Regions from separate parts of the Homo sapiens genome. Here region 2 is linked to region 1. A link is a contact called in ENCODE Hi-C or POLR2A ChIA-PET data. All regions are on one chromosome and are shown on one strand. Each heading gives the region's core, a stretch centred on a gene start or an enhancer-like site at or near the end of the contact. The rest is flanking DNA. Distances are from core to core; before and after follow the strand shown.

Region 1 (3,527 bases), core at 613-3,112:
CTCAGGCAAAGGGGGTTACACAGCCCCAGTCCCGAGGAGCCTGAAGAGAGCCTGAACAGAGATAGCATCATTCAGGCAGATCCTTACATTCACAGAATGGTCAAAAAATAATGCAGAGGAGGCTCCAGGACAGTCTCCCTCCCAACCTACACACCTGGGGTCTGCGTAACTCTGGCCTCACCAGTCAATGAGGGAAGCTGGAGAAGAAATCAAGCAGGAACAGAGTACCATAATCAAGGGGTGCAGTGATGGGGGCAAAGGCTGTCACCACCTCCTGGCCAAGAGCCCAGGAAGTCCTCTCTGGTCCTAGCCTTCCTTCTAACTCCACAGGCCCTGAACAGGGCACCTCCACCCCTAGCCTGACAACCAAGACAACAGAGACCCTTGTAGCTCAGGCCCCACACACCCAGTGGCACCAGTCCACAGGCATGCAGCACCCTGCGAGAGGTGAGGGTGGCCACATCTGCCTGCACTAGGACAGCCTGGCCAGGGATGGGCTGGGGGTGAAGGAGGAAAGACAGCAGTTGGGCAGAACTGGGCGCTTGTTCCTGCCTTATTCAAATCCTGTTTCTCCACCTGGACGTCCCACATCCGGATCAACCCCCATCAGTCCCTCCCCCTTCATGCAGGTTCTTAACAACACAAGATATGGACCTACATCTAGCCTCACAGGAGGGGGGAGCAGTCCCACAGGAGGAGGAAGAGGCGGGGTTGAAGGAGGCAGTGGGGAGAATCCGGCTTCAGGCAGGTCTTGGCAACAATGTGGCTTGCACCTGTTCTGCTGAACAAGCCTCAGGCTGCACCCTACCTGTAAGATCCAACAGAGACTACTGGGGGAGGGGGCATAGGGATGATCAGCATCTGGAGCTGGAATGGTTGGGAGGTATCCTCTAGGCAGCACCGCCCCAAGACTCCAACACTGGCAACTTCTATCCAGGATCCCCAAGGACAAGGGTTTCCACCTCTGTCTCTCTTTCTCTCTCTCTCTCTCTCTCTCTCACACACACACACACACACACACACACACACACACACGTGATCCAAGCCCCAGCGAAATCAATTCTCCCTGTGCTTACAGAGACCCTGCCCCGACCCCAAGAAGCCTCCTTTATTCAATACACAGCAAGCAGCCCTCCACAGGTCAGCCACCAAGCCAGTCACTTCCTTCAATGATCCGGAGGCTTCCTAACGCACCTCAGACAGAAAGTTCAGGGTGGGGAACCCCTGCCAACTCAGCCACAGCCTCTAAAGTGTTAAGAAAACAACCGGGACACTGGGAGGGAGCTGACAGGCTGGGAGGAAGGAGGGCCTTTTGGAAATCCAATCCCAGTTAGAATCGTACGGATCCCAGCAGCGCCAAAGCTCTGTGTACCTGTTCCCCCACGGTGCTGTGACCCCCATCCACACCCACCCAAGTTCAGAGCACCGTGCGCCCAGTTGGGCACCCTAGGAGACTGAACTAAGGCCAGCCGCCTGCTGGACAAGTCCCTACTCCCGGCGCCAACCCCAACCCCCTACAGCTTCCACTTTGCAGGTAGTCAACCTCCCCTACCTCCTACCCCGCACCCAGTAGTTTCCAGTCTGACCTGGGTTCTCATCCCGTTGTGCTACAGCTGCACACTACACCTACCCTCTTGCATGCCGGCCCTACAACATCCTCTCTGCCCGCGCGTACACCCATCTCCTTCATGCACCGCTCCTAAAAACAGATGCACGTTCCCCGAAGGGAACCTACCCGGCCGGCTCCCGCTGCCCCTGCCCGGACTGGCGCCCCGAGTCTCAGCCTGGTCCCTGGTCCCGCGTGCGCTCCCGAAGTTCTTCTGTGCACTCCCCCAAGTTTCGTAGCCTCCGCCACTGGGACTCCCCGGCCGAGCCCGACCCTCCTCTTAAGCGCTCCGTGACGCACGGGGAGGGGCGGGGGCGCCACTGACGCAGGCCGCCCGTCGAGCTTTGGCCATACAAGGGCGCGGGGGGCGGTGCGGTTCCGGCGGGAGGCGGCCAGGGGGAGGTGCGGCCCGGGGAGCCCGAGGGGGCGGGGCGAGGAGGGGGGGCCTGGAATGTCTGCGCGCGTGACGCACGCGGGGTTCCATTGACGCAGGGAGCGCGGATTGTTTGATCTATAAATAGGCTCCTCGCGCCCGCCGCGCCCGCTAAAAATAGCAGCTCCCAGGCCCACTAGGCTCCCCGCACCGGACTCGGGTCCCAGCTGGGGGCCCCCAGGTCCAGAATAACCAGCGGGAGGGCCAGAGCCCGAGAAGGGGCGCTGTAGAGACGCGGCCGCGGGGCTTCCCCGGATGAGGATCTCCTCACTCTCCAGTTGCTCCCGGGAGCCAACCGCGCCCGGTCCCTCCGGCTCCCTCCGAGCCTAGCCCCGCCTTTACACCTTCCCAAGCCCTTCCTGGAGCCCTAGGGTGTCGCTGCTGCCGCTGCTGGGCGGTCAGGACAGGCCGCGGGCTGAGGCGGGCAATTCGGACACACCCTGGGGAGCCTGCGCCCTCACCTCAGCCCTAGGCGCAGCTAGTGCACAGGACGCGGCTTCCCCAGCAGGGTCTCAGGCTGAGAGGCTGCCCCTGAGACGTCAGTTAGAGCCCTCGCTTAGTCCCTCCAGGCAGTCTCCCTACACAGGACCTTCCCGAGGGCAGGCGTTGGCCAGGCCCAAGCTCGGCCAACAGCTCTGGCTCCGCTCCACAAGCTGAACTTGGTTTCGCACCGTCCCCTCCCCAGCCCCTTACAGGGGGAGTGCACCCTAGTTGGGAAATTACCGAATTTCAGAACCGGGTGGAGCCTGAGAAATCTTTTCAAACTTGTGCCAACTCTTCCTCATTTTATAAACAAACAGGCTCAGAGAAATAATGGCACTTGCTGAAGGTCACACAGCCAGGTGGTGGCACACTGGGTTGGAACCCAGGGCCACAGACTGCATCTCTAGGGATCTCTCCACGCCTCTTATCAATACCCCTCCCCCTGTCCACATCAGGGAGCACCGGCCCTCCCAGCCTACCTCCAGCACCTGTGGGGAGGCAGCTCTGACCAGTTATCACCTGCCCGGTGGAGTGAGGAACAGCCCGCCAGGGCCCTGCTGGGCACAGACCAGGCTTCAGCCACCTGGAGCCTTCCCTGGTTTGGCCGTCACCCTTCCACCCTGATCTCTCCTGAGCCTGGGGAGCCCTCACGGAAAAGTAAGAGAAGAGGGAAGGGCAAAAAAACAAAAACAAGGAAAAGAGAGCCCTGCCACCCCACTGCGACCCCCATCCATTCCCCTTCTCCCATGTAAGTCAATATCCATGAGTTTCTGCTTCCATTGAGCCTGCACCCACCCACCCAGTTCTCAACTCATCTGGTCACCCCATAGGACTTTCTCTGCCCCGGAGGCTCTGCCGGCCCGATTTCCACCCTCAACCCCCATCACAGTTTTCCCACACCCTTGTCTCCAGCCCCCGCTTCTGCCCACTCAAAGGTCCCACAAGCACCTCAAATTTCATCTGTTCCAGACAGAACTTGTCATTTCTGCACCCCCTGCCTGCCAC
Region 2 (3,158 bases), core at 459-2,958, 160 kb after region 1:
AGGGGCTGGTTCCAGATGCCAGCCTTTTTTCGTGTTAGATTTTCCAGCTGGGCTAGGTTCCCCTCCCACACTTTCCTTCCTGGGACCTCCACACACAATGTCTGAGCTATCAATAGCAGGACTTGGTTGATTGTACGAAGCCCAAATCATGTGCCCCCCCCTCCAGGAAGGTGAACTAGATTGATCCCCCATCTCCACCTCTCTCCTTTCTGCAAATAATCACAGCTGACTTAGTGTCTGGTGGGAAGGCTTGGAGGAGGGACTGGAGGCCACACACCCCGGTCCAGGCCCCGCACACCTGCCATGAGGAGGGTGGCCACGCACTCACAGCGGTTCCGCATGGCAGCCTTCATTAACGCCGTGAGCCCCCGCTGGTCCCGGCGTTCCAGGTCCAGGCCCACATAGTAGTTGAGCAGGAGACTCACTAGAGGCACGTGGCCTGCAGGGCAGCAAGGGTAAGCTTGGTCCCCAGGAAAGGGGGTGATGAAGCTCCCAAACCGCCCTCCACCCAGCATGACAGAGTCTGGTGTAGAACACCGTGCAACAAGGGTGGGGCTGAGGCCCTGTCTGCATCAAAAGGGGGCTGTCGGAAGTGGGGTGCAGCAGCCTCACACCTGCTTGGGCAGCCAACATGAGGGCCGTGTCCCCTCCTTTGTCCTGCTGGTTCACATCAAGGAAAGGACAGTGGCTGAGCAGGGCCACAACACTCTGGAAGCCGTGGTAGCATGCGACCATGAGGCCTGTCTGAGGGAGGGGCAGCTCAGATCCCCTGCTTTCCCCCTGGGCCACTCCAGGGCCCCTTGCACCCTCTAAACCCATATCTGTCCCAGAGCCTGCCCCAAACCCCGTGAAGACCCGCCCTTAACCATTCCCTTCCTCCTTAGGACTGCAGGAGGTATTGCCCCTGAACCCCTCTCAGGGAGCCAGGCCAGGACGGTGTGGTGGGGATGCAAAGATGCCCCCAGCTGTTCTGGGAAGCCAGGACATCTCACCCTCCCATTGCTGTCCACCTGGGTGGCCTCCTCTGGGGAGACCCCACCATCCAGTATGGCTTGGAGCTGGGTGGGATCATTGTGGACACAGGCCCAATACAGGGCCCCCAGCCTGCAGCCTGGGGTGGGGGTCTCCTTGCCCGGGCAGGGCAGTGCCTCAGACATGTCCAGCCGTCTCCTGTGCAATGCCAGCTCTTCCTCTTCCAGGCAGGGAACCAGAAGGTGAGTCCCTTTTCTCATGCAGCTGGCATCTAAAACACAGAATGGAGAGGAGTAGTGAGTGTCTCCCTGGATCCTAGGGAGGGGACCCAGCAGCTGCGAAGTGCACAGCCCTTGCCCCAGGGAAAACATTTATCCCAGCAGGGGTCTCGCCCCATCCACCCTGAGAAAGGACAAGCGCTGGGTCAGGAGCCCTAAGCAAGCAGGGTTCACTCTAGGTCAGCACCCCAGTGAGACTCACGGAGAGAGGGTCGTCGTTTTTTCTTACTTGGGGTTCGTAGGGTATCTATGAGGCAGTCAACGCGGGGCACAGCCCAGGCTCCGCGGAGCACAATCACTGGGTCTCCGAATGCCTCCAGGTGGACTATCCCTCCCCAGGAAGCAACGCAGGTAACAGATGGCTGGACTTTCATAAAGAGCTGCTGCAAACACCTCGGGGCTGAGCCGGATCAAGCAGCTGGGACTGGGGCCCCATGCGGGGCGGGTGGTCACGTCTCAGGAGCGGACTCAGACCAGCCCCAAGATCCTCCGGGTGGGCGGGGCCTGAGCCGGGCAGCTCCTCCCCGCCGGGGCGGGCTCACAAAGACGACTCCTCCTGACGGACGCGCCCACTCTCAGCCTTGGGGACGCCGGCGGAGATGCTGCCTCGTGGGGTCTTGGCCCAACTTTTTAGGCCCAGCCTAAAGCCCCTCCTAATTGGGTGGAGCGCGACTTGCTGAAGGGGTGGTTGCGGGAGAGGGGGTGAGTGAATGCAGGTATCTCATTAAATAGGGTTGGTACTCTCAGAATGACCCTGGGGTGGGGTCTCCAGGGGGGTCACCTGAACTTATTTTTTGAGGTTCTGGGGAAATAAAAACATAATTGTCAAATTATGAGTATAGAGCTGGGCCCGGTGGCTCACGTCTGTTATCCCAGCGACTCAGGAGGCTGAGGTGGGAGGATCGCTTGAGCCCGGGAGGTCGAGGCTGCAATGAACCGATGTCGCGCCACTGAACTCTAGCCTGGGCAACAGAGGGAGACCTCCTTTTAAAAAAAAATTGTGGCCAGGCGGGGTGGCTCACGCCTGTAATCCCAGCACTTTGAGATTCCAAGACGGGTGGATTATCTGAGGTCAGGAGTTCAAGAACAGCCTGGCTAACATGGCAAAACCCTGTCTCTACTAAAAATACAAAAATTAGCTGGGCTTGGTGGTGGGCGCCTGTAATCCCAGCTACTCAGGAGGCTGAGGCAGGAGAATCACTTGAACCCGGGAGGCAGAGGTTGCAGTAAGCCGGGATCGCACCATTGCTCTCCAGCCTAGGCAACAAGAGCGAAACTCCTTCTCAAAAAACAAAACAAACAAACAAACGAAATTGTGAGTACCGACATTATGTGTCTAGTGCAGGTGGGCAGTCGGGGCACAAAGTGCGGCAGGCAGTAGTGAGGGAGGGATTGGCCAGAAATTATGATGTATGAAATTTAATAGATTAGTTTCAGTGTGATAAATTAAATATGAAATATTTAAATTAAATGATCTGTTAATATAATGATAAATTGTTATCAAAATATTCTTTAATATTTATATTACATATTAAGCTTGATGGATTGGTCTTGGTCCACAGATGTAGAAAATGGAGCCAATGATATTCCCCCATTGGTATCACTCCCATCATCAGACTGTACAAGACCTCTCTCTTGTTTTGTTTTACTTTCTTTAGTTTCTCTCTTTCACCCTTAATCCCCACATCCCATTCTCCTCCACCCTTTACCAACTGGCACTTGTATATCCTTGAAAATGTACATTTCATTGAAAAAGATAGTACTGATTTGTGTGTTTTTATTTTATTTTTTTCTTTTTAGAAACAGGGTCTTACTCTGTCACCTGGGCTGGAGTGGAGTGGCATGATCATAGCTTACTGCAGCCTCAAACTCCTGGGCTTAAGTGATTCTCCCACCTCAGCCTCCCGA

What was found. A loop is a pair of places that touch in the nucleus more often than their neighbours do. ChIA-PET counts read pairs that join two places held with the same protein, here RNA polymerase II (POLR2A). Pooled maps may share reads with other maps.
Region 2: a loop to region 1 is called in a pooled map, with 5 times the contacts of the local background. The contact joins the promoter of ANKRD33 here to the promoter of NR4A1 in region 1. A Hi-C loop is called at or near these places in 6 of 50 pooled maps. POLR2A ChIA-PET finds 5 or more read pairs at or near these places in 2 of 52 experiments (Caco-2 and H1).

Annotation. Positions count from the first base shown.
Region 1 is chr12:52,049,777-52,053,303 of GRCh38, reverse strand. It overlaps NR4A1 (nuclear receptor subfamily 4 group A member 1), which reads right to left and starts at 1,862. Exons shown (of 7, transcript NM_173157.3): 1 at 1,736-1,862. It overlaps LOC107984510 (a long non-coding RNA gene), which reads left to right and starts at 2,150. Exons shown (of 2, transcript XR_001749148.3): 1 at 2,150-3,270. RefSeq lists enhancers at 198-317, 1,169-1,726 and a silencer at 1,818-2,227.
Region 2 is chr12:51,886,653-51,889,810 of GRCh38, reverse strand. ANKRD33 (ankyrin repeat domain 33) reads right to left here and starts at 1,708. Exons shown (of 5, transcript NM_182608.4): 1 at 1,480-1,708; 2 at 993-1,243; 3 at 615-744; 4 at 329-439. The coding sequence starts at 1,624.